Linked DNA regions of Homo sapiens: region 1 is linked to region 2. A link is a loop called in an ENCODE intact Hi-C map of the cell type or tissue named here. Cell type or tissue: gastrocnemius medialis. All regions are shown on one strand. Links, peaks and the distances in the headings refer to the core of each region. The heading gives the core; the rest is flanking DNA.

The links. Hi-C counts contacts between places; a loop is a spot of excess contacts. Peaks named below come from ENCODE experiments on the same cell type or tissue, not always from the same donor. Only the 100,000 strongest peaks of a DNase experiment are listed, where the experiment ranks them.
Region 1: it touches region 2 in a loop (5-fold over the local background); 6 of 110 quality-filtered maps call a loop at or near these places.

Annotation. Positions count from the first base shown.
Region 1 is chr15:40,061,762-40,077,833 of GRCh38, forward strand. It overlaps SRP14-DT (SRP14 divergent transcript), which reads left to right. Exons shown (of 3, transcript NR_040060.1): 3 at 3,460-5,748. LOC105370787 (a long non-coding RNA gene) reads right to left here. Exons shown (of 3, transcript NR_188231.1): 3 at 12,526-14,259. Among named protein-coding and RNA genes, the nearest start is that of SRP14-DT, 30 kb to the left of the region's middle. RefSeq lists enhancers at 754-1,589, 2,436-2,545, 2,956-3,065, 8,051-8,170, 15,301-15,801 and silencers at 6,559-6,742, 7,861-7,920. In gastrocnemius medialis, for the core only: a CTCF peak has its summit at 10,492; a DNase peak (open chromatin) is centred at 7,560; H3K4me3 peaks cover 487 bases; H3K27ac peaks cover 2,076 bases.
Region 2 is chr15:40,141,488-40,157,559 of GRCh38, forward strand. No RefSeq gene overlaps it. Among named protein-coding and RNA genes, the nearest start is that of BUB1B, 12 kb to the right of the region's middle. RefSeq lists an enhancer at 15,982-16,072. In gastrocnemius medialis, for the core only: no CTCF peak of the experiment used is centred there; DNase peaks (open chromatin) are centred at 8,854, 9,224 and 10,275; H3K27ac peaks cover 1,725 bases.

The DNA.
Region 1 (16,072 bases), core at 3,324-11,323, 81 kb before region 2:
TGGGTTTAAGCAGGGTGGAGGCTGTGTCAGGAGATTCCAAATGAAGGGAAAAGAGCAAGAAAGGAGAGGGCTTCCACAAATGGGTGATTCTTGTCAAGGCCTACAGAATTGAGCTGGAGAAGGGGGTTGAAGGCAGTGAAAAAGGACAAGTTCAAAGGCAGGGAGTTCCCAAAGGGGACACATCATTGAATGGAGGTAATAGAGTAGATAAGCTGAGAGCCGAGGAAGGGGTGGTCAGGGAGCAGGGGGTTCAGAAGTGCTGAGGCAAAACCCTGGCCATGGGAGTGGGAGGCCCAGGCAGCAGAACGAGAGGTGGAGAGTGAGGAGGCCAAAGACCAAGAGTGGGAGGTGCTGGGTGGACATCTACATGGATGACCTTCCTTGTCCACCATCTCTTAAACAGCTCCCCATCCTGCCACTACCCCTTCATCTGCCTTTTCCTTTCATAGCCCCTCTGTCTAACATTATTTTACGTAGGACTGGTTCATTGGTTAATTATCCTTGCTGCCATCAGAATGTAAGCATCTGAGGGCAGGGACATTTTCTCTCTGGTCTACACTTATAAACTCTTTTCTAAGAACATACCTGGCACAGATTAGGTGCTCAGAAACATGTGCTGGACAAAAGAATGAATTAATGTTAAGGTCTAGGAAAAGCATGGAGGAGTGGTGGTGGAGAGGAAGACCGTGGGCCAGGTACTAAAATCTGTGAATGAGCAGGAGTGGCCTAGAGTATGGTAAATACTAGAAGGGATGGTGGATGGTCTGGTCTGATGGCATAGCTGCAAAGGAGATGCAGACTTAGGCTGAGGAGGAAGGGGGAGAAACCTACAGGTGGCCATGAAAGCAGGGAGGACAACTCGCTGCCTCCAGGCATACTGATGTGGAAGAAGAAAACAGAGCCAAGACAGGAGGTGGCTGCAAGGAAGCTGTGTGTGGGGGTCAGGCAGGTTTGCAGTAGAACAGGATGGTGAAAGGAATGTTCAAAGGGAAAGTCGAGTGGATGGGGAGATTTTGCTGATGACAAACCATAAGTTCCCGAGAGCAGAGTGAAAGGATCTGGGGGATTGTGTCAGATTAGGGGAATAGAGCTACATGGGGGTGAAAGTCTTGGGGGTGAAGGATGAACAACAGTGTCAGGCTTCTGGAGGTGTCTAGGGACACAAGGCCACAGGGCATGATGGGCTCTCCTGAAGGTCTCTCTTGGGCAAGTGGGTACCCCTGCTCACGCCAGCTCCTCCTCCAGCCAGGGCCCACGGGCCATGGACCACAGTGAGGCAGTGATATTGGCGTTGGAGGGGCCTTGCCAGACACTGAGTGTTCGGGGTGGGAGGAGAGGGCAGCTTTGGGTATTGGAAGGAAAGTCGAGCAGGCACTCCGGAGACTAGATTCTCATCCAAATCTTTCCTACAAACCATGACGTAACATTGGGCAAAATGGTCATGATTTTCCTTATCTATAAAATAGAGAGGAGAGGAGGTCTCTCTTAGCTGTGCAAATCCTGGCCTCTGTCTCCTTCTTTCCCTGACTTCTTCTAGCTCCTGTCTCCTCAGCCCTCCCGACTTGTAGCTAAGCCCTGGCTTTGTATTAACCACCCTCCTGCTGTCAGCATCGCTGAGAGGCATAGCCAAGGCCTGCCCTCTTCCTCCTCCCTGGCTCCAAAATGCTCCATGCACTGTCCCATGCCACTCTGATCCTGAGCAGCCAAGTGGGCAGAATGACACTCCTTTGGGCGTGGAAGTGAACATCAGCCATGAGTAGGGAGAGGAAACTGCCCACAGAGAGGGCAGACTCCATCAGGGGCAAGTGACAAAGCCACAGACTGGCATGAAGAGGCTTCCCAGGCCCTCTGGAAGGCAGTGAAGCCAGCAGCCTGGCTCCTGGGATGGGCTGTCCCCTATTCAGCAGCTCCATGGGCCTGGAAGTGGGCCCAGGGAGCCAGCCAGAAGGAGGCTGTGGCCAGAGGCTTGATTTGCAGCCCAGGACTAGGACGCAGGGTTCTCATCCAGGCTTCACCCACAGCAAATGTGCGACTCTCCCTGGCCCTCTGGGTGGGGATTATAATAACTACCTTGCTTACCCCAGTTGCTGGAGGCCAATATTCACTGAACATTCATCATGAGTCAGGCATTCAGTAATCCTCACAATGGCCCTAGAAATTGGCCTGTACTATTTTCAACCCTTAGGGAGGAGGTGACAGACACATAGAACATCTAAGTAACTTGCCTGACACTCCACAGCTTGTAAGTGGCAGGGCCAGGCTCTTAGCCCTAAACCATACATTAGAGATTTATTATCATTTAGGTCCCTCAACAATCTTGTGATGCAGGTATTACCATCCATTTTACAAACATGGCAATGGCTCAGAAGTCTTCAGTTATTTGCCCAGGGTCACTTGGCTGACTGTAGCAGAATCAGGATTTGAACCCAGGCCCAACTTCAAAGCCAGTCCTCTTCTCATTGGGTTGCGCCCCCAGCATTAGCACAGGGACAGTTCCTCAGGCTGACTGCCCAAGGCCCCATCTGTGCAAACAGGAGAGGAAATGGCAGCCTAACTCCAGGCAGGGCCCGGGCTCAGAAGGGGGTCTACAGGGCTGAAGAGGCAGCTGGCCAGAGATTCCACAGGAAGCATCTTGTTGACACATCTTCATCACTTTGGAATTTGAGCAACAACATTTACCCCTTCTGAAACTCACCCAGAGGAAGCGGATTTTCTGACGCATATGAAGAGTGAGAACTGTCTACATCTAAGTCTTCTTTGAGAACAATACCAGCTGAGCGGCTATTTACATTCCAGCTTCTTTTGAGAATCTCTGAAGATGATTAAGTCATTGTCAGCTGGTAAGGGTTGGTCTCACCACTTCTCATGTTGGATCATTGAGGCAAGAAACCTTCAAAGAATCCTTTTTGGGTATCTTTTAGTGAGGAAAAAAGTGGGGACAAAGATACGTAAGGCAGTACTTGCCAGAAGTCGCGGGGTGGGAAGAGGAAGTGTGCAGAGTTCTAGAGCCTGTCTTCACCTGGGGGATGTGCACTGACGATGCATATACTTGGCTGTGAAGGCCCAAATTTAGGACAGGGAGTTAGAACCACCCACATTGAAAGTCTAAGGGCCTGTTTCATCTTGCAGCCTCACCACGCTCCCACCAATAGCACAAATACTGTAGTACAAATGCTATGCTCAGTAAATGTTAATCAGCCTCATAAACAGTTCAGGGAAGGCTTTGAGGAGGAAAAGGGTGGAATTTCACCTGGGCCTTGAAGGGAATTTGGGAGGCACAGAGATGGGAAAAGGAAGAAGGCTGAGAGAACAGCATGAGCAGGGCACGTGGTGCACTATGGGAGTGTGTCGTGGGAGATGAGATCAGACAACTCCAGAGTCTGGAGTCCTTTACTCCAGGGACTTGGTGAGCATGTGGTGATCTGCATCTCCTGTTCTCTACACCTTGACTTCTCCTAGGCCCAGAACCATATCCTGCTCCACAAGCCTCGTCCTTGGCAAGAAGTTGCACCTGCCCAGAGAGAAAACCTTTTGAAACTGGCACAAAGGCACTGGAGAGACTGGCAGGGCCCCCTACTTGACGATCTGGCTCATCCATCTGCACACTGACCACGCTAAGAGCTGTCTGCAGTGATGGAAACCTTCTCTAGCTGTGCTGTCCTCTATAGTGGCACCAGCTGCCTGTGGCTACTGAGCACTTCAACTGTGGCTGCAGAGACTATGTTAAATTGTATTTAATCATAATTAATTTAATTGTAAACAACTACATGTGGCTAGTGGTTTCTGTACTGGGCACTGCAGGTGCACATTTCCTGCTGGCCATGGACAGTAAGCTCCATAAGAGACTAATTGTGCCTGGTTTGCTTATAGGCTTATCCTCAGCACCTGCACCAGCCTAGAATATGATTGGCACTCTATTAATTAAAAGTTCCCAGGTAAATGAATTAGTGGATTCTCTGTTTCCTCCACTATGCCACAACCTCCTTAAGGGCAGAGATGGTGTCTTCAAAAAAAAAAAATTCTGGTCAAAAACACATAAGATCTACCACCTTCACCATTGTTGTGTCCAGTTCAGTAGTATTAACTACACTTACATTGTGATACAACAAAAGATTGTGTCTTTTTACATTCTTAGGACCCAGCACAGTGTCTGGCACATAATCTTAGTAAACACTGGCAGAGCACATGCCTTTGCCAAGGCCAGAACAGAGGTTCAGTGCCATCCATTACCACCCTTTCACACATCCACTGGGGCTTTAAAAACAACCTGGAATGAAAGCTGTTGAGTCTAGAGAAATGGGCTACAAAGAAGGTTTACAAGATAATCTATTAAGAATAGGGAATACAGGCCGGGCACGGTGGCTCACACCTGTAATCCCAGCACTTTGGGAGGCTGAGGTGGGTGGATCATTTGAGGTCAGGAGTTCGAGACCAGCCTGGCCAATGTGGTGAAATCCTGTCTCTACCAAAAATTATCCAGGCATGGTGGTGCGTGCCTGTAGTCCCAGCTACTTGGGAGGCTGAGGCATGAGCATCGCTTGAACCCGGGAGGCAGAGGTTGCAGTGAGCCGAGATCGCGCCACTACACCCCAGCCTGGGTGACAGAGCAAGACTCCGTCTCAAAAAAATAAAAAAACCTAAAATAAAGCTTAATACACATGACATATGGATTGGCAGTCACACATAAATATGATTGATAAGGATACAAATATTTGGAGGTGCTGCCTGACCATCTGTTGCTGATTATGTGGAGATCACTTGTCTAGGACCCTGAGATAGACTGATGTTTCTAACTCTGCCACACACGGTCTCTCCCACCCTCCAGACACTTTCTTCCTTCAGTTCAGGGAACCCTCAATACACAGTAAGAATGAAGAGGTTGCAGGTCTGAGCTTGAGGAGGACTGGACTAAAAGGAGTTTAGCCCTGCCAGGGCATTCCGAGGACTGTGAAGATCCGGAATATTGGCCACAGGCATCTATGTATTTGAATCATATCCATTTTTGAGCTCACTCCTAGCAGAGGAGTCAAAACTTACGTTCTGGCCCCCAGGTACATTTCCAGTCTCTTACTCATAAAATTGTGACATACCCCCAGGGGTGCCCAAAGGGGTTTGTGAATCAAGATAGTTTGAGGAGAATCGATTTTCTGATCCTCAGTTTTTCTATGCTCTTTTTCCTAAAAGCGATATTCCTAAAAAGGCATCCAAGACAAGGCATCCCCTTTCCCATTTGCTGGGGAAGACAGCTTTACAAGAGAAAGCTGCCCCTCTCACCCATGTGACCCCCCACTCTGGGGCACTGCCCTAGGGGTAGAAATCTCCAAGGCATCAAACAAAGTGACTCCTGGGGGTCAAGTGACAGAGGAGCAAGTCTTTCTGCAAGTCAAGTGGTTTCCAGCTCTGCTTTCAGCAAAATTGAAAGAGGCACTAATCAAATTGCCAGCGGATCATAAAAAAACATTTTGATAATAATGTTATTAGGCATATAACTTGGAAGAAGTTCAAAGAATTGAATGGCATCCTCATAACAAACTCATCGGCTTCCATTTATTTATTTATGTGGACAGTGTTTCTCAATGTTTAAACCTACAAAAGACTAAACATGGGAGTAAACTTCATGTTGAACCTTGTGTGAGTCTAGCAATAAGTCATCCACATATACATACACTAATTGGGAAGAAAACCTGTCCCAACCCCAACTATTTTATTAAGAGATGCATTTCCAATAAAAATTTACCTTTTATGTTTAATAGTTGTTTATCAAATTTCGTAATTATTTACATTGCTCTGATCAATTGGATATAAACTATTCTAACACTAAACTCATAACCAAAAAATTAATGCTCAGCTTTGGGAACAGAGGAATTTTTTTTTTTTTTTTTTTTTTTGAGAAGGAGTCTTGCTCTGTTACCCAGGCTGGAGTGCAGAGGCGCAATTTCAGCTCTCTGCAACCTCCACCTCCCGGGTTCAAGCGATTCTCCTGCCTCAGCCTCCCAAGTAGCTGGGACTACAGGTGTGTGCCATCACGCCTAGCTAATTTTTGTATTTTTAGTAGAGACAGGGTTTCACCATGTTGGCCAGGATGGTCTTGACCTCTTGACCTCGTGATCTGCCCCTCGGCTTCCCAAAGTGTTGGGATTACAGGTGTGAGCCACCAGTCCCGGCCAGAAGTTTTAATCTTTAAATTTTATTTAATACAATAATCAATCAAAGATTTTTCTTTCTTTCTTTTTTTTTTTTTTTTTTTTGAGACAACTTCTCCCTTTGTTAGTCAGGCTAGAGTGCAGTGGTGCAATCATGGCTCACTGCAGCCTTGACCTCCTGGGCTCAAGCCATCCTCCTGCCTCAGCCTCCCCAAAGTACTGGGATTACAGTCATGAACCACCATGCCTAGCCAATAAAAGATTTTCAAGCATAAAAAATAAATACAGGCTGGGTGCTGTGGCTCACACCTATAATCTCAACACTTTGGGAGGCCGAGGTGGGCGGATCATTTGAGCCTAGGAATTGGAGACCAGCCTGGGCAATATGGTGAAACTGTGTCTCTACAAAAAATACAAAAATTAGCAGGGCATGGTGGTGCAGGCCTGTAGTTCCAGCTACTCAGAAGGCCGAGGTGGGGGAATCACCTGAGCCCAGGAGATTGAGGCTGCAGTGAATCAGGATCACACCACTGCACTCCAGCCTGGGCAACAGAGCAAAACCCTGCCTCAAAAAAAAAACAAACAAACAAACAAAAAAAAACCCTTACATTAGCATAAAATCTGTAACAGGAGTGAAATGGAAATACAAGTTCTTGGAGAGAACGAAATAATGTAAACTTCTAAGCTGTTTAATTAGCGTTTGTTCCCCTATTTTTTTTAATGGATAATGTTGGACACAGAATTGCTCTGGCATTTAGATTCCATTGGACATTTAAAAGAAAGATACAATTTGTATTTGAAAATATCAATATTCATTTTTCTTTGAATTTTTTGACTATAAAATATAATAAAGGCATATAGAAAGTGAAAAAATATTCATAAAATGCTAAAAAGGATATCCTTTGGAACTATTTAAATTTCTGATGGAAAATTTCAAATGCCAACTTAAATACAAGAGGGTAGGTCATGTAAAAAAATTATTTAAGGGGCTTTGAAGGCGGCTGTCTGGGGAGTTAAGGTCTTGTGTCTCCAGTGCCCTCTCTCACCCCTAAGGTACTGGGTGGGCCTCTGGAGGTACATCTGCCTATACAAGGAATCTTTGATGTAGCAAAAAAAAAACACAAAACACAAAAAACCCTCACAGCATGCCCTGCCCTTGGGCTCTGGAAACCACCGTCCTGCCTGCCCCACTCCTGCTCTCAGCCCCCTCCTCAGGCCTAAGCCTCCCCAACCCTCCCCACCCCCCACCCCACTGCCCCACCCGCAGTCCACCCCGCTGTCGCCTCCCAGCCCTGGCCCGGCCAGCCCTGGAGTAAATAAACCACCGGGCAAGGACCCAGACAATGGGCCTTGGCAAGGAGTTAATGGGCTGGGCCTCTCGCGTTAGCCGAGTGTGACCGGAGCTGGCAGGGGGCCTGGCCTGGCGCCAGCATCGATTACGACCAGACGGAGCCAGGGCAGACTTGGCACGAATGGGCCCCACAGCTGGCAGATTCAGTCACCCTGGCCACAAGGGCACGAGGCCTGCCCTGGGCGCCGGCTGCCACCGCGGCTGTGCTCCCTGCCACCGCCTTCACTGCCAGTGTGGCAGGGCCGCTTGTCAGGCACTCAGTCCCTAGGCCCTTTTGGTTCTCCCCAGGGGATTGTCCCTGGTCAGGCCTCTTCCTGTCCCAGGCTGCCTCTGAGGCTGCTCTGTGGCCCCACAGACTGGGTGCAGAGCGGGGGTGGGGTAGGGGGAGGCTGAGGGTTGGGCTGGGGGATGCAGCTGTGACGCCCCTGCCCCCGGCACTCCCACCACTCCAGGACAGAGGGAGGCTGCTGAGCCAGGCTGGTGTTGGTCAGCAGGAAGAACAGGTGAAGCAAGCCTCATTTCTGGTGTCCAGATGGAGGACAGGGTCTTTCTTCCCCTGTTTCTCAGAAACCTTTGTGGGCCTGGGCTCTGCTCTGGCTCGGCAGCTCCACCCTGCAGGGGGATTGGCCGGGTGGCAGGGACCACCTGAGGGCTCACTGCGTCCCTGCTAAGAAGTTGTTCGAGTCAGGGTTTGCAAGCGGGGCTTGCCTGGGGGAAAGGGCATTTCTTGCTTTTTGGGTTTACTGCTCCTCCCAGGCTCTCTGGGTCCCTCTCCCCTGGGCGATGGGCTGTGGCATAACGTCCTCAGGGCAAGGTAACGGCTCCATCTGGAGCTGATGGCTCCTCCAACGCTAAGGAGCTCCATGGACCCAGTCTTGCTGAGCAAAGGTTTCTTTGGCTTGACTGCTGGAAGACAAATCACACCACTGGGCAGTCTCCAAATTTTAGGGGATGGTCAGTATCTCTCTGAGAGAGATACTGAGAGGTCCAAAAAACCCCACAGAGGAGAGAAAACACCAGGCCACATACCCAGAGTGACAGCCCCTGCTCTCTGAGGTCACAGGTGGAGAGCAGGGGAGGTCAGGCCCTGAGGGCTGTGGCTGCTGGAGCCAGCTCCACCAGGCCTGATAATCCCTGCAGATGAAGCCGGCGCCCATCCCAGTAGGCAGTGGTAATCCCCACCCAACCCCACTTCCCCGGGGAGGAAGCTGACACAGGGGTGAGGGGGCACTGGAAACACGGGAGAGCAGAGGAATGGCAGCTGGGGCCCTTACCCCGGCACCAGCTTCTGCACCTGCCCTGAGTTTCCCTTGTCCCCCTCCAGAAGCTCTCAGATCTTTACTTTTTTGTGAGCTCTGTTCTCAGAGAAAGTTCTAATACATGTATAATACCAACTGGCTAACTGAGTGGGGTGGGTTGGGGCTTGGGGGGCTGGGGAAATGTGTGGCCCACCAAAGGACACTAACCCAACAACCCTGCGGAGTTGTGGTCTCCAAACTGAAAGAGGACACAGTGTCAGGTGACAAACAAAACTGGCCTGGAGCCAGGCATGGTGGCTCACTCCTGTAATCCCAACATTTTGGGAGGCCGAGGCTGGAGGATCACTTGAGCTCAGGAGTTCAAGACCAGCCTGGACAATATAAGGAGACCCCTGTATTTACAAAAATTTAAAAAATTAGCTGGGCTAATGGTGGTGCATGCCTGTAGACCCAGCTACTCGAGAGGCTGAGGTGGGATGGTCGCTTGAGCCTGGGAGGCAAAGGTTGCAATGAGCCGAGATTGCGCCGCTGCACTCCAGCCTGGGCAACAGAGCGAGACCCTGTCTCAAAAATTTAAAAAGTTAAAAAAATTAAAATTAAAAACTGGCCTAGACTAGGGAAGTGAAATGTCCAAACATTTTGAACAGATAAGAGGCATGGTAGGAGGGATGAATTTTTATAAAAGAAATATTGACATTTGGTGGCGAAATATAAATATATACAAATCTTTTCCTCTACAATACTTTTTTATTGTCCTTGAAGGACCTACAAAAATCACTTAGGTCGTTTAGGCACATAAAATGTGCCATGCATAACTTGGCTCATAAAATTGTCACCTTTGTTATATGGTTCCAGAGATGTGAAGGTCTGTTTAAAAGTTAAAAACATGCTGTTAATGGAGACTCTATTTTTCCCCAATATTTTTTAAAACCAAAAGACTCCTCAAGGAGTCTGATTTTTTTTTCTCCCCTGGCCTTCATCTGGACTCTTCCTTTTGGTGGCCTTTAATGAAGTAGGTTGGAGACCCTTCATACTGGGTAACCTCACACCTTGACCTGGGTAGTCAGTAGCACAGGGCCCAATGCTTAGAAGGGCCTTGCATTTGGTTTAAAACTCTGTTGCCGCAATATATATATGTCTTTTTTGAGACAGGGTCTTGCTCTGTCACCCAGGCTGGAGTGCTGTGGCATGTTCTTGGCTCACTGCAGCCTCCACCTCCTGGGTTCAGGCTATCCTCCCACCTCAGCCTCCCTAGCAGCTGGAACTCACAGGCATGCACCACCACGCCCACTAATTTTTTATTTTATTTTTTTGAGACAGGGTCTTGTTCTGTCACCCAGGCTGGAGTGCAGTGATGCAATTTTGGCTCACTGCAACCTCTGCTTCCTGGGATCAAGTGATCCTCCCACCTCGGCCTCCTGAGTAGCTGGGACTACAAGCATGTGCCACTGTGCCTGACCTAATTTTTTATTTTTTGTAGAGACAGGCTCTCACTATGTTGCCCAGGCTGGTCTTGAACTCCTGGGCTTAAATGATCCTCCTACCTCAGCCTCCCAAAATGCTGGGATTACAGGCACGTGCCACCACACCCAGCAAACGCTTCATAATTTAATAAGGGGCCCGTATTTTCACTTTGCACTGAGCCCCACAAGATAAGTAGCCAGGTCTAGTTATACCCCCGCCTGAAGCCAACACTGACCTTCCCCAGCCCTCGGAGCTGTCCCCAGGCCTCACTAGTCTCATCTCTCCAGTAGGAGGCCTTTGCCCTTGTGTAAGTCTTGCTTCTTCTCGTCAGGAGTGCCTGACTGCGTGCCTCGCTTCGAGCCTCCCGTCCCCTCTAGCCAGCTCAACAGCATCTCCTTATATTCCCCTTCGGCCCTGGGGACCACTGGGAACAAAACAAAACGCAACCCGTTCCCTTGTGGCTGTCGGGCGGGCGGGCGTTGAGCCCTGTTCCTCACTCCAGCTGGTGTACCCCTCCGGGAGCCACGCCTCGCGCGGAGCGGGAGCCTTCAAAGAGGCCGCGCCTTCCTGGCTGCTCCCTTCGCATCCTGATCCAGTCCAATGATGTTTTTGCAATTTTCCTGTGAGCTTGGTGGGAAAAGCTCAAAGAGACTCTGTCTTCCTTTCTGGCTTCCTTTCCAGACGGCGCAGCTTTCTCTCAGCTGCTCCCCTGCCCCACCTCTCTCGAGGAAATCGGTCTCTTTCCTCTCCCCCTCACCCAAAAGGTCCATTCCTGAGGCTTATCCTGAAATCAAGCCGTAGCGGAGCGGTGGGGGATCCGAGGCACAAGGTGGGTCGGAAGTCGGCTAACCACCTGGCTTGGGGCCTCCCTACCAATGCCACCTGTGGAGGCAGACTGTTCGGAGGATCCCGGAGGGAGACAGGGATAAAGAGAGCTCCTGGGGCTGGAAGAACATTAGCACCTCTCATTAGGGCTCCCACAATACCCCATCTGAAAGAAGGTGATGGGTTGTTCATAACCCGCTTCTCCTGGAAACACTTTCTAGTGGCCGGGGACAAACGGGAATGTGTCGCCTCTGTGGCCTTTCTGTTGAAGCAGCTTAGCTGTCAACGCTATTCCCTGGGAAGAGCCTGGCATCCCAGGGGTCTCAGAACGGGCATCAGAGTTCAGAATGTATGACAATCACTCCCAGCCAATACCATCACTCTCCCAAATCAGGAGTTTCCAGTTCTCCCAAGGCATCAACTGTACCCTGACACCCTAGTGCAGTGCTAGGGAAGTGCGCATGTCCCATTAACATCACTCCTCCATCCGCTCCTCCGCCCCTCTTTCCTTCTCTATTAAAAGTGATAGGCTGGGCGCGGTGGCCCACGCCTGTAATCCCAGCACTTTGGGAGGCCGAGGCGGGCAGATCACTGTCAGGAGATCGAGACCATCTTGGCTAACACGGTGAAACCCCGTCTCTACTAAAAATACAAAAAATTAGCCGGGCGTGGTGGCGGGTGCCTGTAATCCCAGCTACACGGGAGGCTGAGGCAGGAGAATAGCGTGAACCTGGGAGGCGGAGCTTCCAGTGAGCCAAGATGGCGCCACTGCACTCCAACCTGGGGGACAGAGCGAGACTCCGTCTCAAAAAAAAAAAAAAAGATCCGCAGGACTTGAGAATAAAGAAGACTTGCCTGCTGTTTCCACCCACTAGAGAGCCCACCAGGCCCAGGGACAAGCCCAGGGCTCCAACTCTTCCCTTTTTTTTTTTTTTTTTTTTTTTTCCAGCAACGGGGCCTCATGATGTTGCCTAGGCTGGGCTCCAGCTCCTGGATTCAAGCAATCCTCCCACCTTGGCCTCTCAGTGTTTTGGGATTACAGGTGTGAGCCACCACGCCTGGTCTCAAGCCTTCGCTTTCGCAATCAGCACTAAAGGCAGCCAGAAATCAACCGTGCGCCACCCCCGACCTGAGAAACAAGTCTAAATGTGTCCGGAATTGGTGGGTTCTTAGTTTCACTGACTTCAAGAATGAAGCCGCGGACCCTCGCGGTGAGTGTTACAGCTCTTAAGGTAGCGCGTCTGAAGTCTGTCCCTTCTGATGTTCACACGTGTTCCGAGTTTTTTCCTTCTGGTGGGTTTGTGGTCTCGCTGGCTTAGGAGTGAAGCTGCAGACCTTCGCGGTGAGTGTTATACCTCTTAAGGCAGCGCGTCTGGAGTTGTTTGTTCCTCCCGGTGGGCTCGTGGTCTCAGGAGTGAAGCTGCAGATCTTCGCGGTGAGTGTTATAGCTTATAGCTCATAGACGCAGCGTGGACCCAAAGAGTGAGCAATAGCAAGATTTATTGCAAAGACCGAAAGAACACAGCTTCTATCAGCCTGGAAGGGGACCCGAGCGGGTTGCCAATGCTGGCTTGGGCAGCCTGCTTTTATTCTCTTATCTGGCCCCACCCACATCCTGCTGATTGGTAGAGCCGAGTGGCCTGTTTCGTCAGGGCGCTGATTGGTGCGTTTACAATCCCTGAGCTAGATACAAAGGTTCTCCACGTCCCCATTAGATTAGTTAGGTACAGAGTTTCCACACACAGGTTCTCCAAGGCCCCACCAGAGCAGCTAGATACAGAGTGTCGATTGGTGCACTCACAAACCTTGAGCTAAACACAGGGTGCTGATTGGTGTGTTTACAATCCCTGAGCTAGATATAAAGACTCTCCACGTCCCCACCAGACTCAGGAGCCCAGCTGGTTTCACCTAGTGGATCCCGCAATGGGGCTGCAGGTGGAGCTGCCTACCAGTCCTGCGCCGTGCGCTCGCATTCCTCAGCCCTTGGGTGGTCGATGGGACTGGGCGCCGTGGAGAAGGGGGCGGCATTCGTCGGGGAGGCTCGGGCCGCACAGGAGCCTACGGAGGGGGTGGGAGGCTCAGGCATGGCGGGCTGCAGGTCCCGAGCCCTGCCCCGCGGGAAGGCAGCTAAGGCCCAGCGAGAAATCGAGCACAGCACCGGTGGGCCGGCACTGCTGGGGGACCGAGTACACCCTCCGCAGCCGCTGGCCTGGGTGCTAAGTCCCCCATTGCCCGGGGCCAGCAGGGCTGGCTGGCTGCTCCGAGTGCGGGGCCCACCAAGCCCACGCCCACCTGGAACTCCAGCTGGCCCACAAGGCCGCACGCAGCCCCGGTTCCCACTCGTGCCTCTCCCTCCACACCTCCCTGCAAGCTGAGGGAGTGGGCTCCGGCCTTGGCCAGCCCAGAAAGGGGCTCCCACAGTGCAGTGGGGGCTGAAGGGCTCCTCAAATGCCACCAAAGTGGGAGCCCAGGCAGGGGAGGTGCCGAGAGCAAGCGAGGGCTCTGAGGACTGCCAGCAGGCTGTCACCTCTGATAAATAGGTAGGACCGTAAGCAAGCCAGAAGCCCAGGTGAACAGTGGGCCCGGAGCCAACAGGAACTCGCTCTGAAACTCCAAATCCCAAAAGAGTAGAGGGGCTGGTTTCCATAAAGGCCGCAAAGTAAACCTTGTGGAGAAGACTCCAGTGGCTCTGGAGAAAGGGGGAAGCAACGTGGGGCAGCAGAAGGGCAGAGGACAAATGAGTCAGCAAAAATGACTTCCTACCTCCCAAAGGGGAGGGGGTTGAGGACGGGAATTTCCAGTAAGAAAGACTGGCAAGATCCTGGGTAAAAGCTGAAAGGGAAAGAGGTACACGGGGCAGGAAAATAACACCATTGGAATGAAAATGGTTCCCCTGCAGTCTAGTGATAGGAGAAGGAGGGAATTGAGTGAGTTGGGGTATCTTAGCCATCTCGGCCAATCGCGTGGCACTACAGCACTGGGACTTTCTTGGCAGAATGAATACACAGGGGCTTAGAGGCATGTGCTGCTACTGAGGGGAGCACCAAGTGAGAAATGGAAAAGACCAGGAGAGTGGTGAACGGCCTCACGCTCACTTGACTTCACTCATGCAGAAGGGCTGCGGGAGCAAGATGGAAGTCCTGACTGACGATCCACACTCTGGGTCTTCAGGGAAGTGTCAGCCTCAGAGCTGCGGTCAGTGCGTGGAGCCGGCTACCTGTTGGGGAAGAAGAACTTAAGGTAGCTCCTTACCTCACACGTGCTAGTTAGGCTAAATAATTATTATTTTTGAAAGGAAGCAATTTAAAAAGAAAGAAACGAGAAGAATGTATAGGTAAAGACTTGAAAAAAAAAATATATATATATATATATAGTCAAGACAGGGTCTTGCCATGCTGCCCAGACCAGAGTGCAGTGGCTATTCACAGGCATGATCATGGTGTGCTACAGCCTTAAACTCCTGGGCTCAGGTGATCCTCCTGACTAAGCTTCTCAAGTAGCTGGGACCACAAGTGCATTCCACTGCGTCCAGCCTTCTTGAACATTTTTATATGAAAAGTTATATAAGCATAAATGCAACAGAAGTCACAAAGGAAGGCTTGATTTGGCTGCATTGAAAAAAATTTGTGACTCGAAGTGAAATTGTAAGACAAATAGCAGTTTATAAAGAATTCTCGTAGACAATAAAATACTAATTCCAAAAGTTAAAAACAGCCAAATACTAAGGAAGAGACAACTCGCAGAAGAAACAATGGCAATTAAGTATTTAAATATTTCTTACTAATTTAGAAAATAAGAAAGTGAAAGTTAAACAATGAAATGTCTCATTCTGGGTGGACATTGTAGCTCATGGCTGTAATCCCAGCGAATGGGGAGGTAGAGGTGGGAGGATCGCTTGAGCCCAGGAGTTCTAGACCAGTTTGAGCAACATAGCTGGTCTCTACAAAATAAAAAATAAAAAATAAAAAATTAGCGCAGGGCACAGTGGCTCACGCCTGTAATCCCAGCACTTTGGGAGGCCGAGGCGAGCGGATCACGAGGTCAGGAGATAGAGACCATCCTGGCTAACACACGGTGAAAGCCCGTCTCTACTAAAAATACAAAAAAAAAAAAAAAAAAAAAAAAAATTAGCCAGACATAGTGGCTGGCGCCTGTAGTCCCAGCTACTGTGCTCGGGAGGCTGAGGCAGGAGAATGGCGTGAACCCGGGAGGCGGAGCTTGCAGTGAGCCGAGATCGCGCCGCTGCACTCCAGCCTGGGAGAAAGAGCAAGACTCCATCTCAAAAAAAAAATAAAATAAAATTAGCAAGCGTGTTGGTGCACGCCTGTAGTCCCAGATACTTGGCGGTGGAGGGGTGGCGGAAGGGGGCGGGCTGTTTGAGCCCAGGAGCTCAGGAGGTCAAGGCTGCAGTGAGCCATGATCGTGCCACTATGCTCCAGCCTGGGCGACAGAGTGATACCTTGTGTCAAAAAAAAAGAAAGAGAAAGAGGGAGGGAGGGAGGGAGGGAGGGATGGAGGGAAGGAAGGAAGGAAGGAAGGAAGGAAGGAAGGAAGGAAGGAAGGAAAGAAGGAAGGAAGGAGAAAGAAGGAAAAAGAAAGTCCCTTTTCACTCGTAAAATTAGCAAAATAAAAATGTTTCAGGCTGGCCATGTTGGCTCACAGCTGTATTCCCAGCACTAGATGGAAACGTGGTGATTTAGGATCCAGGTTCTGTTTAGCTCAATAAGCTAGACGTCCTCCCCTGAGGAGGGAAGACGGCTTGAACCCAAGAGGTCGAAGCTGCCGTGAGCTATGATTGTGCCATTGCAGCCTGGGCAACAGAGTGAGACCTGTCTCAAAAAAAAAACAAAAAAAGTTTCAAATGATAATACAGTTGACCCTTGAACAAGGGTTTGAACTGCGTGAGTCCACTTATGTGCATGCTTTTTTTTGTTGTTTTTTTTTTTTTTTTTTTTTTTTTGGTTTTTTTGTTTTTTGAGACAGGGTCTCACTCTGTCACCCAGGCTGGAATTCAGTGGCACGATCATGGC
Region 2 (16,072 bases), core at 4,599-12,598:
CAACCTCATGGGTAGAACTGGTGCCATTATAAAAGGGCAAGTTTGACCCACTCTTGCTTTCTCTTGCCCCTCCGCCTTCCTCCATATAATGATGCAGCAAGAAGGCCCTTGCCAAGTGCCAGCGCCTTCATCTTAGACTTCCCAGACTCCAGAACTGTCAGAAAGTTAACTTTGGTTCTTCATCAGTGACCCAGTCTGTGGTACTTTATTATAGCAGCACAAATGGTCCAAGATATTGACTCTCCTCAGTCTTTCCATCTGAGTAAGAAAACTCCATCCTTCTGCTTGTTCAGACCACAACTTTAGAGTCATCCTCTTCTTTCCCTATACTTTACATATCATCTGTCAATAAACGCTGCTGTCTCTGCCTTCAAAATGTACTCAGACTCACCACTCCACCATGGCCACACCAATCTAAGCTACCACCATCCCTTCCCTGGATTGTTGCAATAACTGATCCCTCTATTGCTTCCCTTGCCTCTTACAGACTATTTTCATCCCGGCAGCCACAGTGCTCCTGTTAAAACCCATACAAGACCCTGTCATTCTTCTGCTCAAAAGCCATCACTTCCCATCTTATGCAAAGTAAAAGCCAATCTTTCCAGTGGCCTGTGAGATTGAGCATGAACTGACTCCTGGTCACCTCTCCAGCTTCATCTCTTCTTCCTGTTTTCACTCATTCTGCTCCAGACACATTGACCTCCTTACTGCTCCTCTAACATCTGGGAGAGCTCCGCTTCTGGTTAGGATGTAGAAATATATGAAAAGCCTTTGCTACAATGCTATCAACAAGAAAAACCTAGACAAAAATAAAAATCGTGCTTTTCTACTGAGCAGTGCAGGCATGGCCTTGATGAGTTGAATTCCACAAAGAAACAAGCCCTTTATAGATGAGCAGAAGGTCAGCACAGCTTTCACACCTGAGGATGTGCCTGGTCTGGCTACAGGTGGATGGAGAAACATGCCATAGGCAGGGGTTTTGTAAGGATAAGAAGAAATCAGCGAGCTGCGGCATGGGCTGGCAAGACAGATGACAATCTGGAAGAGGCCCAATATAAAAGCAGGTCATTTAGGCCGATAATTCTCTGTTCTCCACCCACCCCCATTCCTGAACTTTGCCACAACTGTGGCACTGGAGAAGGGGCTGGAAAGCAGAGAGTAATGACACGGTCCTGCTTAGATTCTGGGGCCCTGCTGGAGTAGAGTCCAAAGTTGAATCAAAATGATCTGAATCTGTACGCTACCCCCACCCAGCTCAATTACTGACAACTTGAAAAGGAGGCAGAAGCTTGGGATTGGGCTACTTACAGGTGAACACAATCTAATTAAAGCTGCAGTGCAGCCTTACCTCAATTCCACTGTCCGAGGAGTCCCAGTGATCAGCTTCAACCTAACCACCAGACAGGGGAAAGGAACTGCAATTTCTGAGAAGTAAACAAAAAGATATATTTTCATTTCTACTGTTCTTTTATACAAAATTTCTGGAATACAGTTTTGAGAAACAGGAGAGTAAGGAAAAGAAGCATGTGATCCATAATCAAGAGAAAATAGAGAAGCAGATCCACACATGATCCAGTTATTGGAGTTAGCAGACAAAAGCTTTAAAACGATTAATATGAATATGTTAAAGTTCACAGGAAAAGATAGCTATGATGGTTGAAGAGAGGGTTATTTTAGTAAAGAAATGTAAACTCTAAAAAAGAACCAAATGGAAATTCTACAACTAAATATATATATATATATGAACTAAATATATATATATATATATATATATATATATATATATATAAAATTCATTGGATGAGCTTAATAGCAAATTGGACACCACAGAAAAAGCATCAATGAACTTAAAGACAAGCCAATCAAAAGTATCCAAACTGATAAAAAGAGAGAAAAAAATTAATGACCACAGTACAGTGACCTGTGGGATAACAGCAGCTGTCCTAAGATTTGTGTAATTGCAGTCTCAGAAAGAGAACAAATAGCACCAATTGTTTTTCTACAGGAAGAAATAATAGTGAAAAATTTAAAATGTAACAAAAAGGATCAACCTACAGATTTAAACTAATTTTTTTTTTTTTTTTGAGACAGAGTCTCACTCTGTCAGCCAGGCTGGAGTGCAGTGGCGCAATCTCAGTTCAATGCAACCTCCACCTCCCATGTTCAAGCGATTCTCCTGTCTGAGCCTCCCAAGTAGCTGGGACTACAGGTGTGCGCCACCATGTCCAGCTAATTTTTGTATCTCTAGTAGAGACGGGGTTTCACCACGTTGGCAAGGCTGGTCTCGAACTCCTGACCTCAAGTGATCTGCCCACCTTGGCCTCCCAAAGTGCTGGGATTACAGACATGAGCCACCGCACCTGGCAGACCTACAGATTTTAAAAGGTCGTCAAACCCCAAGTGGGGTAAATACAAAGAAAAACACATCTAGACACATCACAGTCAAGTTGTTGAACCAAAGATAAAATGAAAATCTTAAAAGCAGCCAGAGAAAAAAGGAACATTACAATGATAAAAATGATGCCTAACTTCTCTTTAAAAACAATGCAAACCAGAAGACAATAAAATGACATACATGAAAAGAAAACCAGAAAATATAGAATTCTCTGTCCAAGAAAAATAGCTTTCACAAATGAAACAGAAATAAAGATATGTTTAGATAAACAACAGCTAAGGGAAATAATTTTCAACAGACATGTACTTCAAGAAATACTAAAAAAGCTGGGTGCAATTGTAGTCCCAGCTACTGGGAAGGCTGTGGCAGGAGGATCACTTGAGCCTAGAAGTTCAAGATCAACTTGGGCAACGTAGGGAGACTCCATCACAAGAAACAAGCAAGCAAAAAAAAAAAAAAGAAAGAAAGAGAGAGAGAGAGAAAAGAAAGAAGAAAGGAAGGAAGGAAGGAAAGAAAGAAAGAAAGAAAAAAGAAAGAAAGAAAAGAAAGAAAGAAAGAAAGAAAGAAAGAAAGAAAGAAAGAAAGAAAGAAAGAAAAAGAGAAAAGAAAGAAATACTAAAGGGAGTTCTTCAGGCTAGTGAGAAAAGATAGCATGATAGCAGTTGGAGGCTCAGATCTACCAGAAGGAATGAAGAGCATTGCAAATGGTAAGTATGTGGGTAAATATAGAAGACTATTTTAATTTATTTTGAATGACAATTGGCTTTTAAAAACACAAATAACAACCATATATTATGGGACTTATTACATGCACACAAGTAGAATAGATAATAGTCAAAGGATGGAAGGGGCAAATGGAAGTAAAATGGAATTTTCTTAAATTATTTGTGAAGTGGTATAATGTAGACCCAAAATAAACTCTAACAAGTTAAAGATGCACACTATGATCCCTAGAGCAATTATTAAAAATAAAACAAAGAGGTATAGCTAAAAAGCTACTAGAGGCTGCATGTGGTGGCTCACGCTTATAATCCCAGCACTTTGGGACGCTGAGGTGAGAGGGCTGCTTGAGGCCAGGAGTACGAGACCAGCCTGGATAACACAGCAAGACCCAGTCTCTACAAAAAATAAAAAATAAACTAGTCAGGCATGGTGGTGTATTCCTGTAGTCCCAGCTACTTGGGAGGCTGAGGCAAGAGGATTGCTTGAGCCCAGGAGGTTGAGGCTGCCGTGACCCGTGATTGTGCCACTGCACTCCAGCCTAGGTAAGAGATCAAGATGCTGTCTCTCTCTCACACGCACGCACACACACACACACACACACACACAAAAGGTCAACAGAGGCAACAAAATTGGATATTAAAAAACAATTGATCCAGCTGAGCACAGAGGCTCACGCCTATAATCCCAGCACTTTGGGAGACCAAGATAGGAGGATCACTTGAGCTCAGGAGTTCAAGACCAGCCTGGGTGACATAGTGAGACCCTGTCTCTACAAAAAATAAAAAATAAAGTAGCTGGGCCTGGTGGCGTGTGCCTGTAGTCCCAGCTACTTCAGAGGCCAAGACAGGAGGATCTCTCAATCCCAGGAAGTCGAAGCTGCAGTGAGGCATGAGTGCACCGCTGCACTCCATCCTGGGCAACAGAGCAAGCCTCTGTCTCAAAAAAGAAAAAAGTGCATTGCCACTAACCATCTGCATTGCCTTTAACCATACCCACTTCCCTGGCTCGGCCAAACACTTGAAGAGCACTGTGCTGAGTGCCTAGTACAGTGCTGCTCAAACCCTAATGAATTGCCCGGAGATCTTGTTACACAGAAAACTACATTTTGATTATCAAGGCTATTTGACTATCATGGTAGGGGAATCAGAGATGACCAAGACAAGGTCCCTGTCTTCCTTTGGCTTAAAATCCATACAAAACAGCATGGGGGAGAAGGTGAGCAGTGCCCAAAGGGTGGTGGAAAGACAACAGAGGAAGAATTTCACCGGTTTCAATAAAAAATGCATGATTTTGGTAGACACTTGACAGATTTAGTGAGTAAGGCCATTTGGTAAGAGAGAGAGTTGGGCTACACCAAAACTCAGAGAAGTGTAGATGAAGCCAGTGTCCATGCAACCCAGAAGAATACGCTACTGGGATCCTTTCTTTTTTTCGCTTTATTCTGATGGCAATTGCTGAAGGGGAAGAGACATGGCCCAGTCTTGGCATGGGCAATGTGGGTGTTTTACTGTAGGCAAAGAAGGCCCAGGATTGGCTGTGGGGCACCTCGGAGAAATAGGCCCTGAGTACCGGTTCAGGTGTGGACTCTTCTTACAAAGGGCAATGCAGAGAGGGCCGAGCAGCAAGCAAGAGCATGACTCATTATGACTTGTCTTGAATTCTTGTCATTTCTAAGTAGAGGGCTCTGCCTGCTTCTTTTCAATCAGGTCTGCTTTGATGGGTATAGATTTGGGTACAATCTTAAATCTAAAAACCTCCCTGATGCAGGGCTAAGTCAGGCCCCTCACTCAGTATCTGCACAGAGCAGTGTATTCATCAGGGTTCTTTTAGAGGGACAGAACTAATAAGGAGAGAGATATATATGTGTGTGTTATATATGTATACACATATAGAGAGAGGGGAGTTTATTAAGTATTAACTTCCATAATCACAAGGTCCCACAATGGGCTGTCTACCAGCTGAGGAGCAAGGAGAGCCAGTCCAAGTCCCAAAAATGAAGAACTTAGAGTCTGATGTTCGAGGGCCATAAGCATCCAGCACGGGCAAAAGATGGAGGCTGGGAGGCTGGGCCCATCTCGCTGCTTCACTTTTTTCTGCCTGCTTTATATTCACCGGCAGCCGATTAGATGGTGCCCACCCAATTAAGGGTGGCTCTGCCTTCCCCAGCCCACTGACTCAAATGTTAATCTCCTTTGGCAACACCCTCACAGACACATCCAGGATCAATATTGCATCCTTCAATCCAGCCAAGTTGACACTCGGTGTTAACCATCACGGGCCGGATCAGAGAATCATGGGATTTTAGAGTTCGTAGGCCCTTCTTGTGGCCCAACACTTTCTCTTTATGGTAAGGAAACACCCCAAACTCAAACTCTGGCATCGTGCTCCCCTTACTCTGGAGCTTAGACCCCTAGTATAGACTGCTCCCCAGTCCCTGTAGAAACCCGCCTCGAAGCCCTCAGCAAGGCAGCAGGGATAAAGAGAAAAGGGGTACAGCTTCTGCCTGGGGTGGAGGGTCAGGGGTGAGGAAGGCTGGTTGATCAGCTTTCAGGCCATTCTCAGAGGCCAGTAGGCAGGGCTGTGTGCCTGGAGATCCAGTCCCCAAGGAGCAGAACCAGAAGGAAGGCCGGGGCACTTGGCTGCTGAGAATGGTGGAAATTAACCTGGAGTGTGACCCCATCCCTAGAGTGATGGAAGGCCAGCAAGAGTGGGGTCCGATGGATACCGCCCCCCAAAACTTAGACAGGCCATGTGTCTGGATTTGCTTAGGACGGTCCCATTACATAATATATAACTTTTATCTGAGCATAACTATTAGAGGTTCCCCTTTCACTACCCAAACTATCCTGTTTCAGACAATATTTCTATGGTCACCCCAGTGTAACTCCAAGACTTTGACCACCAAGGCTAAGAGGTGGGGTTGCTGAGCCCCTGTCCTGGCCCTGTGGGGCCTTCCTTCTTTGCCGCTCCTCTGCTCCGAATCATTCTAGATATACCTCCAGGATCAAGTACAGGTAGGAATCGGGTTCCTGTGGGGAGATCACTCTTCTTAGAAGCCCTAGAAGCTCAGCCTGGCCCCAGGGCAGCTCCAGAAGGGTAGGGAAGGGAACTGGAGGCACTCTGGGGCTGACTCAACATCTGAGATGGCTGCAGATGCCCCTTGACTGCACCCAAGCTCCAGCCAGGCCTGTTCTAAAGCTGACTGAAAGCCCCTTGCTGGGAAGGAGCAGGGCTTGGGACAGGGCACCCACTTCCAGAATATTTGCACCATGAAGTTACACTTTCCCCTCATGGGATGCGGCTGAGGAGGCAGCAAGGACTGTATAGTGCTGAATCTGAACTCGGGAAGGCCAGGACACTACCCCAAGGCAAAGTAAATTAACTAATTTTAATTAAAACTACAATAACACTGTTCATTGACTACTTCTATGGTTGCACGCTGCCTTTCTTTACCTGCGGGCTAGCTCTACCATACTTCAGTTACAGGTATCTGACGAGGTTATATCCCAGGGAATTACATACCAGACTTGCCTTCCCATGGGATCTCAATCTGGGCCTTTGCCTCTTGCCATGGTTTGAATGTCCCCTCCAAAACTCATGTTGATATTTAATTGCCCTTGTGATGGTGTTAAAATGTGGGACCTTTAAGTGGTGATTAGATCATGAGGGCTTTGGTCTCATTCATAGATTAATACCTTCGGAAGTGGGTTCATCATCATGGGAGTGGTTTCCTGGTGAAATGATAGGTTCAGCCCCATCTCCTCTGTCTCAGGTTCTCATTTCCACCTTCTACCATGGGATGATACAGCATGAAAGACCTAACCAGATGCCAAGACCCAACCAAGAGCCCTATGCTCTTGGACTTCCCAGGCTCTAGAACCACAAAGCAGATAAACTTCTTTATAAGTTACCCAGTTTGTGGTATTCTGTTATAGTAGCAGCAAACAGACTAAGACACCTCTGAATGAGCCACATTTTCCTCCTTTCATGTATGCTAATTGGGGCCTCAACTTCCCTGTCTCTCTTCACCATCACACACTGCTCTCCAAGGTGGGAGGCTAACTTTATTCCACACCTGAAATGTTCCTATGTTCCAAGTTTCCAGAGGGTCCCTAGGCCTCCGGGAGGGCTCTTACTGCAGCAGGTGTGACAATGCCCAAGTCAAGATGGTGGGTGAGGACCGGGGCTGGTGCCTCTGCTTAGCTGAAGAGTCCTCCACTGAGCTTTTGGCTGGTCGTGGCAGATAGTTGAGAAGAAGGCCAAATTGCAACTGACAGTTGAGCACCCTTGAGAACTGCGCTCCTAAGGACTTTGTAGAGCAGAACCACCATGCCAGGCAAGGCCTGCCTACCTGCAGACATTCACTTAAGAGAGAGTTGGCCTTTGTTTTATTGAAGCCATGGTTATTTTGTCTGTCTGTCTACCACAGCCAAACCTAATCCTAACTGATATCGCTATGTTAAGATTTACTGTTTACACTCCAATTATTTCCAAAAAGAATGAGACAATTTACAGCAAATGAAAAAGAAATGACAGAATCATTCAAACAAGCATAAATGAATAAGAGGCACATAATAAAAATGGGGTGACAGTTATTCCAGAAAATGTGAATTGGGGGTCATTATTATAGCCATGTGCAATTTTTCACATCTAACTTCCTAGCAGTCAAGTGAAATAAGGAACACCGGATGACTTACAGACTCCTTATTATCCGTGCGGGTGGTGAAGGAACAAGATTCTAGTCCTGGGGCCATCTTACAAAGCAAACCCATTGTTATCAATAGCATCACCCCACAGCAAGGATGTGAGTTAGAAACATGCACTGGTTGGTGTGCTGTGTCTTCCCCACTTGCCCCACCTGATTTACCCTCCGCTCTTCTCTCAACAGTGTCCTGGAAGCACTGTGCCCATCATTTCTTTTCTCCTCTGACTTCCAGTTGGTTTGGCCAGTGGGGGTCCCTGGCAGGACATCAGAAGGCGGGAGGGGAGACTGGTCATTAACGCTCCCGTGGTGCCATGCTTGCCAGTGGCTGCCTTCCTGACACAGCTTTTGTCAGGCTCTCTCATTGCTGTAGTCTCTCAATGGGCTCCAGGAGCAAATCTTAACTCTCTTCCCATCAGAACTAGGGGTAGCAGCTTCCCCTTGTTGCCAGTTTCTAAGTTCTTCACTATCCATGTTTGTTCCCTTTAATCCCATCCCTTCCATAGTAAATTTTCCCTTCATTTATTTATTTCACGGACAGTGAATCATTGGTTTCCTGCTAGGACCCTGATGATACAGATGGTGTCTCCGTTAGAAATGAATCTGGCTTCCATAACAGCGAGCCTTACAAACAGTGGCTTAAGCAAATAGGTCTTTTTATCCACATTATGAGAAGTCTGGGGGTGGTAGTTCCAGGATGGTGCAAAAGCTCCATGATGCTGTCATAAAGCCAGGCTCTCCCTTTCCACTCTCCTTTCCCTTAACCTGTTGGCTTTTGTCTTTCTGCCTTCACCTCATGGCCACAAGATGCTGCCCAGCTCTAGACATTCCACCTATCTTCAAAGTAGGAAGAAGGGCAAAAGGGCCATGCCAACCATGTCTCTTCTGCCCCAGTCTTCTCCAGACTTCCATTTGGGTCATACCTGGATCACAGGACTACTCCTGGATGCAAGGGAGGCCGAGAAATCGGGGAACACATTTGTCATGACTGAGTTGGGCAAATCATGACTCATTGCTCGGGGCACTCCTGGCACATTGCCATCCCAACCACTCACTCTGTTAACAAAGGAGAGCAGGGAGAATTGGTTTTGGGCAGGCCATGAATACTAACAGCTGCAGTGAAGCTTCCGAAGGCTGGGGAGGCAGCCTGTGTACAATGTGACAGTGAACAGAAACTGAGACAAGCTGGTGGAGAGCCGTGTCTGTACCCAGAGATAGGTTTTAGGGATACACTGTCCCTAAAACTACCTCATGCCCAGTTCCCCACTTTAGTGAGAATGATCAAGACCACAAGGTGTAGAGACAAACCCTAGACACAGTCAGAAGACTCCTCTGGAAATCTTCCACAGCCACCTTAGCATTTCTCTCTCCCTCCTCCACGTGCCCCGGCTTCATATGATACTCCTGCTAAGTCTCTGACCCCACTGTGTTGCAATTATCTTTCCACACAAGGCTGTCCTCACCCACTAGACCAGGGGCTACTTGGGGACAGAAATTCTGTCTTGTTTGTATTTGTGATCCCTTGCCCAGTTAGTGCCTGACATAAAATAACAATAACAAATGCTCAATAAGGGCAAGGCGCGGTGGCTTATGCCTGTAATCCCAGCACTTTGGGAGGCTGTTGCAGGAGAATTGCTTGAGGCCTGGCAGTCAACATCACCCTGTGCAACATAGCAAGACCCTGTCTCTACAGAAAAAAAAAAAAAAAAAGCCTGCAATGGTGGTGTGCATCTGTGGCCCTAGCTACTCGGGAGGCTGAGGCAGGAGCATCACCTGAGTTTGGGAGGTAGACTTTGCAGTGAGCCATGATCATGCCACTGCACTCCAGCCTGCGCAACAGAGCAAGACCCTGTCTCCAACAAAACAAAACAAAAACAAAAAACCCCACAAATGCTCAATAAAGATTTGTTGACTGAGCAACTGATTGACTAAATAAAGGAATAGGAGTTGGGTTGTGCTCTCTATCCTAATACACTGGGTGACCTTGGGCAAATAACTTTTCTGAACCTGGGTACTTCATCTGTCAATTGGGAGAGTTGCACTAGAACATCTCCAAGACCCCTTCTCGCTCTGACATTTGGTGATTTTTAACTCCCACCGTGAACCACAGAACTCCCATTTCTGGAGTTATTTATTTGGTTTGAGGCATTAGCTATCCAGATATTCTCTGTTAAATTGTATATGCACCATATGAGGACGTTATTCAAATAAGAATTCCATCAGCATCACTGAGGAAAAATCTCTGGTGTTATGATTAGCAGGTCTTAGAGTGAATTTTCTTGAGGGAGTGAAGCGTAGAGAGAGAAGCTTTAATGTGGATAGGAAAGTCTGAAGTGAGATATACCGTCCAGTTACTCTGGGACTCGTTGAGATCCTGCAACAGGAGACAGGGAGCCTGAGTAACTGGAATGTAGGTGACATAAGGACAGTGGGGAGTTATGGGGGCACAGAAAGGTGCCAAAGAAAGTGCCATTCGTTTGTTCATGTCTGTCTAGCAGAATAGCTGAACATGAACGAGCCAGGCTGTGTGTTGCAGAGGGGCATTGGGGCAGGGGTGGAGCAAAAAATCATGCTTTGCTCCAATCAGGGTGGCCAGAGGACCTGATGGGAGACTCCTCTGGCCAGGTTGTCAGTGTGTGGCCTGCGGCCATCTGTCTTCCACAGTGATACCCCACGGGACAGACCTTAGGGTCCCTGCATGGCTGAAATGGAACAAAAGAGGGAAGAGCCTGTCACTTTTTCATTTAGCCTGTACCTTCCAGACCCTTCCTCCGCCACGGCATGCAGGGGAGAAAGTCACACACAAGGCGAGTGGCATTCTTCCCAAGGTGCATACTTTTGCCTTTTTGCATAACCTGTCATGTGCGCTCCCCCTCATAGATATTTTTGCCATGAGTAGAATGGTATTAATTTATTACTAGTCATCATCATGAGTAATTCACTTTTTTGTACACCTCAGGTACATTGGATGAACCACAGTCTTTGGTCTATAATCCTCTCTTTTTACTGATCCAGGCCTGGCCCATCTTTGTGCTTATTTGTGTTTAATTATTTATTTATTTCAAAATAATATAAGAAACACAAACTACCACCCAGGGCTAGAACTAAAATATGAAGCAGACCCACATGTACCTATGTGCACCTCGTCCGTTCTATCCCTCTATCTGTTATCCTGCTACTCCACATAGATTATTATTATTTTATTTATTTGTTTATTTTGAGACAGGGTCTCACTCTGTCGCCCAGGCTGGAGTGCAGTGGTGTGATCTCAGCTCACTGCAGCCTCGGCCTCCTGGGTTCCAGTGGTCCTCCCACCTCAGTCTCCTGGGCAGCTGGGACTACAGGTGCATGCCATCATCTCCAGCTATTTTTTTAGTTTTTGTAGGGATTGGGTTTCGCCATATTTCCCAGGCTGGTCTTGACCTCCTGGACACAAGCAATCCACCTGCCTCAACTTCCCAAAGTGCTGGAATTACAGGCATGAGCCACCACACCCAGCCTAGGTTTTTTTTTTTTTTTTTTTTGAGGCAGAGTCTTGCTCTGTTGCTGAGGCAGGAGTGCACTGGCCTGATTTCTGCTCACTGCAACCTCTGCTGAATCCTCCACCTCCTGGCTGGGTTCAAGTGATTCTCCTGCCTCAGCCTCCCAAGTAACTGGGACTACGGGCGCGTGCCACCATGCCCGGCTAATTGTTGTTGTTGTGTTTTGTTTTTGGTTTTTTTTTTAGACGGAGTTTTGCTCTTGTTGCCCAGGCTGGAGTGCAATGGTGCGATCTGGGCTCACCACAACCTCCACCTCCCAGGTTCAAGTGATTCTCCTGCCTCAGCCTCCCTGGTAGCTGGGATTACAGGCATGCGCCACCGCACCCAACTAATTTTGTATTTTTTGTAGAGACAGGGTTTCTCCATGTTGGTCAGGCTGGTCTCGAACTCCCAACGTCAGGTGATCCACCTGCCTCAGCCTCCCAAAGTGCTGGGATTGCAGGCCTGAGCCACCACGCCCAGCCAATTTTTGTATTTTTTTTTCTTTTTTTTTTTTAGAGGGAGTCTCACTCTGTTGCCCAGGCTGGAATGCAGTGGCGTCATCTCAGCTCACTGCAGGTTCCGTCTCCTGGGTTCTCGCCATTCTCCTCCCTCAGCCTCCCGAGTTGCTGGGACCACAGGCGCCCACCACCATGCCTGGCTAATTTTTTGTATTTTTAGTAGAGACGGGGTTTCACCGTGTTAGCCAGGATGGTCTCGATCTCCTGACCTCGTGATCTGCCTGCCTCGGCCTCCTAAAGTGCTGGGATTACAGGCGTGAGCCCTCGCACCTGGCCCAATTTTTGTATTTTTAATAGAGACGGGGTTTCGCCATGTTGCCCAGGCTGGTCTCGAACTCCTGAGCTCAAGTGATCCACCTGCCTCGGCATGCCAAAGTGCTGGGATTACAGGCGTTAGCCACTGAGCCTGGCCATCAGCCTAGATTATTTAAAAATTTTGATCTCGGCCGGGCGTGGCGGGTGACGCCTGTAATCCCAGCACTTTGGGAGGCCGAGGCGGGCAGATCGTGAGGTCAGGAGATCGAGACCATCCTGGCTAACACGATGAAACCCCGTCTATACTAAAAATACAAAAAATTAGCCGGGCATGGTGTCGGGCGCCTGTAGTCTCAGCTACTCAGGAGGCTGAGGCAGGAGAATGGCATGAACCCGGGAGGCAGAACTTTCAGTGAGATTGCGCCACTGCACTGCAGCCTGGGCAACAGAGTGAGACTCTGTCCCAAATAAATAAATAAATAAATAAATAAAAATATTGATCTCTTAAACTGTGTGAGCTATGAGACCGTGAGCCTGTGTGAGGCTTGTGAAGGATCACACCTACTACCACAGTTTATTCACCAGGACCTGAGCCAGTGCTTCTAAGTCCTAACTGGCTGAATTTGCTTATGCCTAGAGGGACCAGAACCTCAGTCAATGACACATGTTCACAGCCTTGTGGCTGGAGTCCCCAACTTGCAGTGAAGTAAGATTGTCCACAAATGTATTTCACATTGTTTTGAAATTTCACCTAAGCTAGGGTGTCTCAATTTCGGCATTACTGACACATTGGGCTGGGGAATTCTTTGTTGTGAGGGGCTGCCCTGACCCTTGTAGAATGTTTAACAGAATAACTGGCCTCTGCCCAGTAGATGCCAGTAGCACTCCCAGTTCAACCAATTCTGCAGATAAAGTTTCCCCAAAAGACAATGCCCCTCCATAAAAGAAAATACAAGCACATTTGTATTGTGGGGCCTAGCTACATAACCTGTGGGCCTCAAACTAGCAGCCTGAAGGATGCCTGGAAGGTCATTAGAAACGGAGAATCTCAGGCCCCACTCAGACCTAGAAATCAGGATCTGCCTTTCAGCAAGATCCCCGGGTGATTCATCTACACAATCAAGTTTGAGAATCACATTCATGGAGTTTATACAAACCGCACATCTGTGTGTGACTAGAGTGGGCCCAACTGTGTTTCTCAAGGGTGGGAGGGGGATTACTGCCATTTTGGGTGGGACAATGCATTGTTGTGTGGGATTGTCCCATGCTTTGTGGGACAGACTATCCCATCCCCATTAAATGTTCACAATGCTCCCCAGTGCCCAAGACAAGTAGACATTCCCTCTAAGACTCTTGGTGGAGTAGAGCTGCCCTGAGGTGTGAACTCTGGAAGAGGAGAGTCCCTCCACTCTTAAGACCTTGGATGAATGCAATTTGCCTGACAATAGGACTGCCTGTCTACAGATGGGTCTGGGAGGAAAGGAAAGATGCAGAAGTTAAAACATCACAGTGCTCTTCATCACGGCTTCAAGGGGTTAGGGGCTTGCTAGGAAGTGCCAGGTTGATAAGTACTGGCCAAAGGGGAGCCAGGGCCATGAGCCTGGCATATCCCAGGCAATGTCCAAGCTAGGAGCATTGAGGAGTGGAACAGAGGAGATATAGGAGCCCTCCGGGAGAAGCAGGAATTACAAAGTGCTGCCCAACCAGTCAGACCAGCTGGGCCGGTTCCCCCTGAGTCCTGGCAGCCTTAACGGGCTCATTAGAATAAAGCCAATGATTGAAAACAGTTTGGCATCCCAGAGCCTGTCTGGGGAGAGGAAGGAAATGCATACAGGTGGGTGAGGTGCCCATTCTGTGCCCCACCCCCTTCTCACCTGCAGGCCCTTCCCAGAAGTGGGAGGAATAGGTGGTTCCACAGCTGGGAAACTTGAGAGCTCAGTGGGATAAGCCCCTGCTTTGACAATGCAGCTGGATGCCCGCCCTGGGCTCAAAACTGAAGGGGCTGGGTTTGCTCCCCACCTGCTGCTTGTCAGGCACAGTGAGTCAGGGTCTCATTTCAGGTCCTCACAACTCTCCTAGGCTCCTGCCATTGCAACCACCTGCACTTCCCCAGATGCCGAATGCACTCTCACTCTCCTGCCTCCTAGTCCTTCCTGTGCTATTCTCTCCACCTGGAAAGCCCCTTCTCTCTTTTTAGTAACTCCTACTCATTTTTAAAGACCCCTCTTGGCAGCAATCCCAACCTCCCTTTCTCTTGTTCTCTCAGCCCCCATGCTTGGGTGTGGGAGGGCCCCCATCCTCTTTCAAGTTCCCCTAACTCCAGGCTCCTGCTGGGGCTATAGCTCATAAGCTGTTATATCATAGATTGTTTTGTTTTTCTTGAGCATAAGACTGGTGCTTTTTTCATATTTATATCTCTGGTGCCTGGCACAGCACCCGACACAAAATATTCAAGAAATGTTTGTCAAATGAATGGTGGACATCCTAGAGTGCTTGGTCCAACAAGGTCATGTGCTAGCTATTCTCTTTTGTTCATTACTGTCAATCAGTCAGTTAACCAGTATTGATTGAGTACCTGCCTCGGGCCAGGTCCTAGGGATGAAGAGTTAGAACCCATATTCTCATAGCTTTTCTACACCAGTGAAGAAAACAAGGCTAACTGGAGCCTTTGACTGCTAGAAAGAGGTCAACTGGTCCAATATCTTTGTTTACCACTGAGGAGGAAGGCGCAGCCTGTGGGTAGACGGATGGGCCTCTCTCATGCTCGTCTGTGTAGTGGGGTCTTCCTCATGTCAGCTGCCATAGGTAACTCATATTCATTGTTGGGAGTCTGTTCCAGGCACACATCCCACAGCTGGCAGTAGTCAGCCTCTCAAATGCCACATCTTCCTCATTGACAACAAAGGGAACCAGAGCTAGCAAGAAAAAAAAAAGCCTTTTCTCTTGGAATGCCCACTGCCTTCTATAGCTGTGTTAGGCCATTTTTGCATTGCTCTCAAGAAATACCTGAGGCTGGGTAATTTATAAAGAAAAGAGGTTTAATTAGCTAGAGATTCTGCAGGCTGCACAGGAAGCATGGCGCCAGCATCTGCTTGGCTTCTGGTGACGGAGGCCACAAGGAGCTTTTACTTCTGGTGGAAGATGAAGAAGGAGCAAGAGAGAGAAAGGGGCGTACCACATACTTTTAACGACCAGATCTCAGGTGAACTCAGAATGAGAACTCACCATTCACCAAGGGGATGGTACTAAGACATTCATAAGGGATCTGCCCCAGGATCCAAACACCTTCCTTCAGGCCCCATCTCCAACAATGGAGAAGCCTCTTTCTATGCGAGATTTGGAGAGGACAAACATCCAAACCATGTCAATAGCTCCTTACAAAGGGTTTGGACGGAAAACTAGAAATAGGCTCAGATAGATCCAGAGAGGTTTGCAGCCCTCCATGCCATCTTTGGCTGTTAGGAGATGATGTTTCTAACTCTGCTTGTCTGGATTCTGTTCTCCCTGCTTTAGCTTGGGAGCCCGTGTTGGAAGAAAGGCACTGAAATGCCTCAGAGCAACAAGTGTCAAAGACCTACATGGAGAGCGGAAGCTTGTGGTTGTCTTGGCTCAAGAGGCTGGGGTTGGCCAGGCACGATGGCTCATGCCTGTAATCCCTGCACTTTGGGAGGTCGAGGCAGGCAGATCACCTGAGGTCAGGAGTTCAAGACCAGTCTGGCCAACATGGTGAAACCCAGTCTCTACTAAAAATACAAAAATTAGCCAGGCGCCTATAGTCCCAGCTACATGGGAGGATGAGGCAGGAAGATCGCTTGAACCTGGGAGGTGGAGGTTGCAGTGAGCAGAGATTGTGCCACTGCACTTCAGCCTGGGTGAGAGAGTGAGACTGCATCTCAAAAAAGAGGCTGGGGTTCTCATCTTTGGTATGTTCAATCATCCCAGAGGTGAGCCTGAA